Linked DNA regions of Homo sapiens: region 2 is linked to region 1. A link is a contact called in ENCODE Hi-C or POLR2A ChIA-PET data. All regions are on one chromosome and are shown on one strand. The core of a region is the stretch at or near the end of the contact, and the rest is flanking DNA. Distances in the headings are between cores, read along the strand shown.

What was found. Hi-C counts contacts between places; a loop is a spot of excess contacts on that map. ChIA-PET counts read pairs that join two places held with the same protein, here RNA polymerase II (POLR2A). Pooled maps may share reads with other maps.
Region 2: a map of PC-3 shows a loop between it and region 1 (7-fold over the local background). The contact joins the enhancer-like site here to the promoter of LHFPL6 in region 1. A Hi-C loop is called at or near these places in 8 of 168 maps with a recorded cell type or tissue (Caco-2, IMR-90, OCI-LY7 and 5 more), 1 of 37 single-sample maps with no recorded cell type and 7 of 50 pooled maps. POLR2A ChIA-PET finds 5 or more read pairs at or near these places in 2 of 52 experiments (GM12878 and OCI-LY7).

The regions. Positions count from the first base shown.
Region 1 is chr13:39,599,929-39,605,821 of GRCh38, forward strand. LHFPL6 (LHFPL tetraspan subfamily member 6) reads right to left here and starts at 3,265. Exons shown (of 4, transcript NM_005780.3): 1 at 2,955-3,265; 2 at 904-1,462. The coding sequence starts at 1,288. LOC112268119 (protein SPT2 homolog) reads left to right here and starts at 1,396. Exons shown (of 4, transcript XM_035861111.2): 1 at 1,396-1,465; 2 at 2,522-2,612; 3 at 2,716-3,714. The coding sequence starts at 1,396. RefSeq lists a silencer at 3,160-3,459.
Region 2 is chr13:39,562,158-39,568,050 of GRCh38, forward strand. The region is part of intron 2 of LHFPL6 (LHFPL tetraspan subfamily member 6); the gene reads right to left. Among named protein-coding and RNA genes, the nearest start is that of LHFPL6, 38 kb to the right of the region's middle. RefSeq lists enhancers at 1,326-1,826, 1,827-2,327, 2,880-4,079. Within about 2 kb of position 3,579, at least 10 of the 41 ENCODE cell types and tissues checked have a DNase peak (open chromatin) inside an H3K27ac peak, as active enhancers do; they include IMR-90, PC-3, endothelial cell of umbilical vein and 1 more, where a contact is called at or near this core.

The DNA.
Region 1 (5,893 bases), core at 2,015-4,514:
TTCCTATTTCCCTTCACTCTGCACTATCTATGGAGGTTGTCATATTTCACCAGGGTGGACTGTAAATCAGACAAGTTCAGCCAGTCAGGTTGAAGAATGGAGGTGAAAAGCACAGTGGAAAATACATAAAGTACAATTAAAACCATATGACCAAAGATATTGAAGCAATACTTGCTGGAGGGAATCCAAGTAAAAATCAAACCTTTTCTGGCGTTAGTGAAACTATCCAGTCCATCTGGGACAAGCACACATCATTTGCTAAATATCCCTTTTCTTTTTTTCCACAGCAAGAGCACCCAGGAAAGTTAAGACCTAACAAGGTAATTAAGTGGATAGCTATCTCTGTAGAATAGTTAAGTTCATAGTTGTTATATAAAACTGATCTCTCATTTAAAATAGTTAACATTTATTTAGAAATAGAGTTTAAGATTGGGCAAGAGTAAATTTTGCATCCACCAAAGTGTATTAGAGGTTCATGATAACAATGTTGAATCAAAAACCTTTTCCACTTTTCTGTGAAATCTTTACCTTTAAAGACCCGAGGATTCCATGAAGACAAAGATAATCTAATTGTCTATTGTTTAACATAACGAACAAGAAGCTATAAAATCCAAACTGTCGCCCCTACTACACCTCAAACAACCTAGATGTTACTGTTTCACATAGGTGGCACTTAGCAGGCCAGTGATGTATATGTACAGAAATTAAGAACTCTTGAAGTTGTAAAGCAGCAATTCTGACAATAATCTTGACTTTGGCAACCTATCATCAAAGCCATTCCAAATCTATTTCTCTTATGCATTCCAGGTGTCATTTATAATAATCTCAGTAGACAACTGAAACATAACTTTTAATACTGCTTTGGGATTCCAGTAAACAACTCAAGCTCAGCAAGTCACTTACCCCCAAGAAACTGAATTCCTCCAGCCACTCTTCCCACTGTCCTGGAGATGAGGTCGGAAACACAGCAACCCATGAGGGCAGTGAGCGCCACCAGGAGGAGGAGGCCACAACCCAGGCCGGTCACTATGGTGCAGATCCTCCATTCTGCGCTGGGGATGCCCTGGAAGGAGGCATAGCGCCCACATTCCTCCACCATCACCATCATCTGCCGACTCTCATCATGCACAGGATATGAGCACCTCCGGAAGGTACCGAAGGACACAGGCTTGCCCAGCTGTGATCCCCAGAGCCAGTAAGGCATAAAGAACCCCACGCAGGAGGTGGCAGCACAAAGAAAAGACAGCAAAGCCCAGATTACTCCAGTACAAGTCAGGCTGGATGCCATCTTTCACCAGATAGGGCAATGAGGACCCCAAGTAAGTGTTCAGGGACTGCAGGAGTGAATGAAGGTGTGAAATCACCAGGGACCCACAGATAATCCACAGTTCCGTAATGCAGAATGGATCTTCAGTCTTACTGGGCATCAACTTTCCATCCTCTGCACTAAAGATGATGGTCCCTGGTAAAACAACAGGAAACATTAAAAATTAAAGGCATTAAAAGAAGTGATAACACTGTTTCAGCTAGTCTACAATTTTCAATTAATAAACATTGAGACTTGCCTCAACACTTTAAAAGTGGGAAGAACTAATTCTCTCTATGAGCTTCATAACTCGATTTTTGTCAAACCAGCTCAAAGCTTTTTCATGTCTTTATCTTCCGTAAATATTTCCAAATTAACTCTGACAGCTATTTACTTAAAGAAACGCCCGATTTTTATTTGACAGGCCAATGAATTCATTCTATATATTATATACTCACATTAAAAGTAATGTAGCACTTTCACTGGGCAATAAACAATTAAAATAAAATGAACCATGCCATGATTTCCATTTTTTGGCTTGCAAGTTCATGCTCATAGTTTGTTGCAACTTTTCTATGTCCCTTTAAGGGTGCATTAACTCTCTGCATGAGCCAAACAAACTAATTAGGATAATTTTTCACAATTGCAGAGTACCATAAATTTAACAAGCATTATGGTCTGCGGAGGCACCCACAGTACAGAACTATTACCAGACACTCTTTGTACTCATTCAGCAGCATTTCAGAATTTCTTTAGTCTTAACATCTTCTAGTGTAAAAGAATGCCTGTGTATGACTTATTTTGAGTCTGCAGTTTTGATTCATTGATTCCAACAGTTCTATTGCAATCATTTCTCCCACTGAATGATTGTCTAATTTGAACAGCAATCCATACTTCCCAGTATGCTACATCAAACCCCAGTCATCCAAATGGTTCCAGGGGCATCTACTTCCACCCCAGCCTTTCAAAAAGAGTTCCTTAACCATTTCTCACACTTTCCATAAAGAAATGAATACAGAAGCACAGAGCCCATCCACCCTAGAATTCCACCCCCAGGACCCCTAACTCCAGCTTTCAGGGTCCATAGCAAATTTCCCCCTTTCTTCACCTCGCCCCTACCCGTTTTTTTCTCTAACCACCGCCCATTTTCAGTTCTGGATGTCACTCAAACGGGAGGTCGGCTACTACTTTTTTTTCTAATCTTGTCAACTGCAGTCAGGGCTGAAGTTGATCTATCTGGGCCACGAGGCTGGGGAAGACCAGCAGGGGGTGGCCTGCGGGCAGGGGGCCCCCATCTCCAACTGCGGTGAGGCGCCCTCGCCAAGACAAGCCCATATTTAGCCCCCTGCCATTGCCTCACCGAGCCACTCCACCCATGGAGACACACAATGATCCCTCCATTCTAAAAGGGGGCAAGAGGCATTTTCCAGCCGGCTCTGGACGAAGGGAGGGGATAAGGATGGGAAGGCAGCACCCCCCGGAGGCAGACGCCAAGAGCGGACGCGGCTGGCAGGCAGAGCCGACGGATCCGCCGAGCTCAGGAAGTCCGGAGCCCGGGAGCAGCCCAACTCCGGCTCCGGGGCAGAGAGGGAGCCCGGGAGAAAGCAGCGGAGCCCACGCCCACGGGGCAGCCGAGTGATTTACTTACATGGCTGGCGGGCGGCGGCCACCTTCCCTCCCGCGTCCCGGGCGCACACACAACTTGCTGTCTTTCTCGGGCGGGAACATCCACGGGAAACCGGACCGTCCTGCCCTTCTTTGCCTCTGTCCCTAACAGCCGCAGAACCCCGGGGCCCGACCTGGAAGAGCAGGGGTTGGCAGGAGGCGGAGGGTCTCCAGAAGCGGGCTGGCACCAGCGGAGACCCCCACTCCCGGCGAGTCCGCGGCGGCAGCTCTGGCGGAGCGCTGTGGGCGCGCGCGGGCGCCGGGGATCGCACGCAGAGGAGCGGATCTCCCTTTGGCAGGCGAGGCACGCACCGCCTCCTCCCCTCCGCTGCCCGGCCCTCCTCTTTCTCCAGTCCCCTCCCCTCGCGCCCCGGGGAACTCCGCGCAGACAGACCCAGGACGCACCGGGGACGTTCCTGGAGCGCCGGGAAGGGAGTGGGGGGGTGCCCCGCTGTCCGCGCGGGTCCAGGCCCACCCCCGGGGGCAGCTTTCGCGGCTCCTCCCCTAGCCCCGAGCCCCCTCGCGCCCCCTCTCCCTGCGTCTCATTCAAAGCTGAGTGGGGAAGGCAGACAGACCGAGAAGTATGGGAGAAAGTTGCTTGTCTTCCTGGGTGACCCCGAGGAGCCACGGAAGATGACACACTTTGCCTGTTGGGGCTTTTCTGGGTTTACTGTTCGGGTTTATGCTCCTGTTTTCCTGCCGCCGTTAAAAGAAGCCGTAGACGGGAAAGAGGGCCTTAAAGAGTGGGTAAAGTGGCCCCTTTGAGATTTGAGGAGGCTTTTGAGAAGTGGTCACTTTGGAAGGCGGTGAATGAGGCGGTTGTGGACGTGGGAATTAAAGCACAGCAGACAGCCCAAGGCTCATGTATGGCATGGGGGCAGCTGCCTTTCCAGACGAGCCAGGGAGAAGGCAGGGGCGGACCTCTAGCGAGCCTCTCCCAAGAGATACACTCTTTCAAAGGTCTCTCTCTCTCTCTCTTGCTGTTTCTCTGTCTCTCTCTCCCTCCCTCCCTCCCTTTCCCTTCACTTCCTCCCTCCCTTCTCCTCCATCCTGCCTCCTGATCAATTTTGCAATTTATTCCATCGTTTGATTTCTTTTCTGAGAAACAACTGATTTTTAGTTCCCCTCTGGACTTGAGGACTTTTTCCACTTGTCATTAGCACTAACCCCTTTAGAAGTTTAGAGCTAGATTCAGTAGATGACTGTGGGAGTCTCTGCTGAACACAGTATTTTAAGAAGTATGCCATCTGGGAACAGCAGTTTTTGAAGTAGACAGTTTCCCAGATATAGTTTTTGTGAGGTGTCTTTTTAGAGGAGTTGAAAGTAATAAATTGGTAGGTATATATTTCATAGCAGATTTTCAGACTGCACCATTTTAATTAGCCGTGATGGTGTACATTTTTCCCACAACGACAGCTGGAGATATGTGTTCTTTTATTATTATTTTGAAAGACCTTAAGTGATTGATTCCAAGCCTTTTGAGGTCACAGGTCTTTTAAAAAATACGATGAAACTGATAAGCCTTCCAGAAAAAAAAATGCGCGGACATATAAAGCTTTACCACAGCGATTCTGAAGAAGGAAAGGGATATTTGGCAAGGTCTGAAGATAATTTTGATTATCATAACCCATGAATGGGGAGTATTACTGGCATCTAGTTGGTAAAGACCCGAGATTCTGCTAAATACAGTGCACAGGACAGTCCCCAAAATTACCTGGGCCAAAATGTCAATCATTTGAATGAAATATCAGGTGGTTTCCCATTCCCTTAAAGCCCATCCATGAATCCCATATTCAGAATCCCCAATTTAAGTGTTTTTGTTTTTGGTGTTGTTGTTGAGTTTAAGTTGTTTTAACTCTTCTCTTACAAATCACCGGTTACTGGTTTCAGTGACAGCATAAGAATGATTGGTCTGACTTCCAGTTAGGTACCACACCCTTAGTTATTACACAGAGCCTTCATACCTATATAATATGATGGTGGAAGATATGATCATAAAAGACAAAAGAATAATAGTGAGAATCGGAGTCACCTCCGTACAACCTGCAGGGGAAATTGCTCTCAAACACTTTCTTAAGTGTGAGAAAGCTTAAGCGCAAGTGCTGGCTGGAGACATATTAATGATAATCATGGTTACTACAGATTGACTCCTTGCTGTGTGTTAGTACATTAAGGTCCCTTAATAGATTACTTATCCAGTCCTCAAAAAAGAAAAGAAAAATTATGAAGAAGGAATAATTATTATTTTACCGCAAGGATAAGAAGTAATTTGCCCAAAAATTTACAGCTAAAAAATGACTTTTAAAAAAATCTCATTATTTGCACTCTCTTAAGCAGAGTAAATGCTATCACAGAGATTCTGCCTAAAATGAAAAAAAAAATGACAGAAGAGGCCAAATTTTTAAAAATCTTTCAGGATGCAATATCAATTATTTGTGAAAGTATAATACTGGGACTCAAATTTCTAACTTAAATAAGTGAATTCAGACAAATGGTGATCTTCCCAAGCCCTAAGTTATCTCATTGTTAAAAAGAGATTGAAATAGGTTATTTTAATTTTTTTTAAGCTCACAACTTCCAGCATCATGGTTATATGGGTCCTCTTATCTTTGAGAAGGAATTTAGAGATCATCTAATCTTGTTCAAGTATGTAATTTTACAGCTGACAAAACAGAGGCTCGAAATTCTTCCAGTGTCTTACCCAAAGCTGAGGCTATAATCCACATATCTTGATTTCTCTTTCTAATTATCTTACTAAACTATAATATCTTCTGAATTACTCCTTATGTTCTTCCATGCACACTTTGTAAGCAAAATGCATTATAATTTATTTAAGCCCCTTTGCATTAAATTTGTACCTTTAAAGGACCATTAAATTACTTCACAGCCAGAAGTTCCCACATAGCAGATGCCACTTATAAC
Region 2 (5,893 bases), core at 2,329-4,828, 37 kb before region 1:
GAATGTACCCTTTCATTCCTCTAGGTAGGAATATCTATCCAGCATGAATGGTGCATTGTGTGCAGTACTAAACATGGAGAGGAAAATGAATCGAATCAGCTCCTGCCCTCATGGAGACACCAACAAATAAAGAGTAATCCTCTTCCAGTGTGAGAAGAACCATGTTCTGAGTGTGTGTGTGTGTATATATATACATATATATACATATACATATATACATATATACATATACATATATATACATATATACACATATACACATATACATATATACATATATACATATATACACATATATACATATATACACATATACACATATACATATATACACATATACATATATACATATATACATATATACACATATACACATATATACACATATACATATATACACATACATATACACATACATATATACACATATATACATATATACACATATACATATATACACATATATACACACATATATATACACATATATACACACATATACACATATATACACACATATATACACACACACACACACATATATATATATACACACACACACTACGTGTATAGAATAAAGAGAAAAACATGAGGAACGGCACTTTACCCAACCAATAGCACCTGCTGCAAAACAAAATCTAGTAAGGTAAGACACAGAAAAAGACCCACCAGAGCGCCATTCAGTTTTCAATGCTTCAAAGATTTACACACTCTTCCTATTATCATTAATGGCTATTATGAACATAATCTGTCCCCATGCACCAAGGGGAGAATAAATTCCTCACAGAGGGGAAATAGAGGGTATTCAAAGAAAAAAAATATTTTATGCAGAAAGCTGATGCCTGCTAGTTGATAATGAATGCAGTAGGAGTAATAGTAATTTGTTTAAATTCCTCATTAAATGAGTCATAAAGGTCATGGGGCAATACTAGAAACACACACACACACACACACACACACACACACACACACACACACACACAGCATCTCTGAATTATCCAGCAAAGCAACAATGTTAAAAATGTCTTTTTAAAAAAATTAGAGCTAATTAAATTAAAAATAAAAATCAGGATTAAACTAAAAATAAAAGGGAGCTGGAATTCCAATAACTTTAAATTATATAGATCATATAAAAGCAGAAAAGTAGAAGAATGGATCAAACAAGAAAACCCCTCTGTGACAGTCCATGCTGCCCCAAGTCACTAAATCTGCAGATGACAGAAACAAAATAGAGAGATACATCTTGTGCACAGGAAAAAAGCAAGCATATTCCTAAGTGACTAGAATACATGAGTCTGGTGGGTTGATAAGTGACTTATACAGATCAAATAGGTGTTAGATAATGAGGCAAGGGAGCAAAAATATTCTTAGAGGGTAAAAGCTCACAAGTCAGCAGTATAGAGGCATTCTCAAGAGCAGAATCATTGCATATTTTAACGCCTTCTTGGCTAATAAGAATAAAACAGGCAGGCAAAGTGGAAATATGGGACTCAGAACATAATTTCTACTTCCCTGGGAGCAGCATTTCTTAGGGTGATTGGGAGGTTTTTGCTCCTCATCAGATCTTTATTAATCCATTGTCATGTCTCTGTGTTTTATTATTCCTGCCAGGGTAACAGATTCTATTCATGCTTTCAGGTCATAAAGTGTACCAGCTAACTCAGGGGACTGAAAACAAAATTAAGAATGAGGTATGGCACGTTCCTTTTCTTCTCAGAGCCTCGGCTTTTTCCCCTGAAAATGAGGCTAATAGACACTATCCCCTAGGGCGGTTATGTGAGAGAATAGACACTTGTTGTATATCCCCCAAAGGTGATAAAAATGGTGTAAGTCTCCCCGTATCACGTTGAGCCCATGGTGAACACTCAGTAAACATGGACTGCTATTATCATTGCACTGGAAGGCTTCCCACCATCGAGAGTCATTAAATCCAGGAGATTGGGAGCTGTTTTCCTCTGGAGCATTTTATTTTTGTTCAAAAGAAATACAGCACAGATTTGGCCAAATCCGCAGACAAATTGTCAAGGCCAGGAATAAAGTCTGTTTAGTACACTCTGAATATAGCACCTAACACACAATTATAAATATAGAGTGCTTAATGGGGAGTATTTGATTTAAAAAATGGTAAAATCTATTGCCAAGATTAAATGAGATGACCTCTTTGGAGTCCTTCCACTAGAGGCAATAAAGAATAAAAATGAACATTAAATATGTATGTGCTCTCTATCTCAAACCCATCTGGCCTATGATATCAATACTGGGCCAGAGCAACAAATATGTGCATCTTCATATTTCTAAACTTCAAAAAATGGCCCATGCAGTACAAAACCCAAGAGCATTAAAAATGGCCTTTGACTCTGCTTGTGATGCACCACCCGTAGCCACCATACCCAGAGGTGAACTGTAGATCAAAAAGAATTACTATGGTGCCAAAGAGACTCCCATAAAATTGCACTACGCTATTATACCATTTTGGTTGCCTTTGGGAAATATGTAAGTCAAAAGTATCTAACCATGGGTAAATAAAGTCAGTTTGCACTTAAGAAAATAGAAAAGCTGATGGAAGAATTAAGTTTGCTTATTTAAGTAGCCTTTTATGTAAAAGGGTTAAGAACACTACTTCCACCTTCTGCCAATGAGCTATGTTCTTCTGAAAATTGGAGCAGTATACTAACTCTGATGTGACAAAATTTGAAAATGCTAATGGGGCAAGGTTCTGTAAACTCTGTCTCTATACCTTATTATATCTTGCTATTGTATAGTGGACATCGTTCAATAAGAAGTAAAGTAAATATAAAGGGCAACAAATCAAAGATTGTATTCTCACAGAGGAGTGGCTCTGGATGAGTGGCAATCCCAAGGCATAAACATCTCTTCTACATTCCAATGCTCTAAGAATGGAAGACCGATCTCCAAAGATCAAAATGACCATTGTTGTTTAAAAACTACCATTTGCTTAGAATAAAAAACAAACTGTCCTGAAATAAGCTTGCCATCTATATCATCTTATATCCAGGAGGACAATAAGCCAAGAAAGATAAAACAGAGAAAAAGCAGTTGAATTAGTTGAATTACAGTATATTTCATCATAGAATGATAGTGTACCCTTAAAAAAAAAAATCCAGTACAGTTCAAAGAGAACATCATTTCTAAACATTACAGGCAAAAAGAAAGGTTTTTTAAATTTCATTTTGTGTTCAAGTTTACTGCAAATTACATACGACAATACAGTTCTTAAATAGTACAAAATGAAGCTCCAACTTCAATTTTGGTGCTGTGGTTTTTATATTTGTGTAGTTGTTAAAATAAGATGGAATGTTGGCATAACTATCAGACAGCAGAAAACAAGCTGCTGAATGAGGAGGAAAGAACCAAAGAAACAGTGGAGAAGGGAATTGTAGTTTGAATGGAATTTTGGTGCAAATGGTGGCGATCTGTTGTACAGTCTGCATTAATTGGGTTATTTCTGAATGAACATTTGATTATTATAACAGAACATTCTATGTATAATCTCGTAAAACTGTAAATTCCTGGCAGAGTCACTTTGAAAGTATGAGGCTGACAAGCCCTTCTTTTGAAAAACTGAGAACTATTTGCATGAGAATTATCACTCTGAAGCAAGCAAATTCCAGTGCTGTTGACTCACTGCCTCAGCCACCTACACTGGGGCTCCCAGGCAGAATGGGTTCCAACCCACTGTACGTGGGGATTCCAGGACCCACCAGTTCACGGGAGTCACATGAGAAATAACAACAGGAAGAAACTTTGCTGCCAAATAAAAAGAGACCAAATCAACAGAAAAACAGTAAGGACATTTTGTTTTATGGTTTAATTGGATTTTTAAATTATTATGCCCTAGGATCTATCTGAAACATAGACTCAAACAAATGAAGAAAGGACTTTTAGGAACTTGAAAAACCATGTATACTTATTATGGCAAGTATGTGCCTCTCAAGTTCAACATGTCAAACACATGATTTTATCCTGTTGGAACAAAAACAGAAAAAGGAGGTAGAAGTCTTCATACAGAACTCTCAGCCCCTCATTAAGAAGTTGGAAATTGTATTTAGCTGTACAGAACAGAGGAATACATGACTGCTAATTTTCTAACTCATTCATTTTTGTTAAGTTCTAATAAGGCAACTGGATTTTTCTACTTGCTAGGCATCAAGCATCATTTTGAAATATTAATAAATCCTTAGAAAGCAGAAACCATGTCTGAATGACTCAGTATACATTGTCCGTTGTGGCATCACTTACAAAAGGTTACTGAGATTGACGAAGTAATAAATGATGAGTTCAGCTGGGCGCTGTGGCTCTCACCTGTAATCCTAACACTCTGGGAGGCTGAGACAGGTGGATCACTAGAGCCTAGGAGTTTGAGACGAGCCTAGGCAACACAGGGAGACGCGGTCTCTACAAAAAATTAGCTGGGCATGGTGGCGTGTACCTGTAGTCCCAGGTACTCAGGAGGCTGAGGTGAGAGGATCACCTGAGCCCAGGAAGTCCAGGCTGCAGTGAGCTGAGATTGCACTACTGCATTCCAACCTGGGCAACAGAGCAAGACCCTGTCTAAAAAAAAAAAAAAAAAAAAAAAAAAAAATTTGCTTTAAAGGGCATTGTAGGAAAATTGAAAGTGACCTCTACTTGGCGGAACTCCTCTAAAACCTAGGTTAAACCCCATTTCTACCACTATCTGGCTGTTAATCCTGGACAAATAATAATACTTAATTTCTCTGTGTCTTGATCTCTTCAGCCTTAAAACCAGGTTTATAATCACACATGCCTCCCAGAATAGTGAGAAAATAATGTTAAAAGCATTTAGCATGGTGCCTTTCACATAGTTAAGCACTGAATAAATGTTAGCCAGGGTTTTTTTTTTTTTTTCATTTTTGTTTTTGTTTTTTGCTAACATCAAACAACGTTACAATTATTGAAAAGGTTTTAGCATAGCTAGAGCATTCTCTGTCCCAAACACAGATCAGAAGACTCCAAAGTTCAGGCACAGAATTAAGCAGGAACACATCCTTGTTTCTTATATTCCCACTTAAAAACATTTTCAAGACAAGAGAATAATATACATTTTCAAAATTTCTTATAAAATCTCAAATTTCAAAAGAATAAAGTGACACAGAAAGCAATCAGTATTTTTTCTGATAGCCAATACATTACCAAAATTTTAAATTCTGTATTTTATCTGACTAATAAACTTACTTGCTTCATATTACGAAGACTATAAGCATAGGAAAATAGAAAATGAGCACAAAATCAAATCCGTAAGTTGAAATTATCAAGGAAGTTACAAGTAAACAATCTCTCAGAGCAAGATCTAACAGACTTTTTCCATAGAGGTCCAAATGGTCAACTTTTACGCTTTGTGGGCCACATAAGGTTTTCTTCCTCTTCTTCCTCTTCCTATTTCTCTCCCTTCCTCTCCTCTTCTACCTTTTCCTTCCTCTCCTCTTCCCTCTCCTCCTTTAACAACTCTTTGAAAACACATAAACCATTCCTAGCTCTGTGGCCAAACAAAAACAGGCTTCAGGCTGGATTTGGCCCTGGGGCATAGTTTCCTACTCTTTTTATAGAGCAGGGATGGGCAAACTACAGAACACAGGCTAAATGCTGCCCACAGCCTATTTTTGTAAATAAAGTTTTATTGGAACACAGCCATTCCCATTCATTTACAAAGTGTCTACTGCTGCTTTCCCACCCCAAAGACAGAGTTGAGCAGTTTTAACAGAGACCCTATGGCCCACGAAGCCAAAAGTATATACCATCTGGCCCTTTACAGAAAAATGTTTGCCAATCTCTGTTCTAGAGTAATGAGAATACTTTGTTACTATCACTCTTCTCTATCTCTTTCCACTACAGGAAGAACTAGAACAAGTGGTCT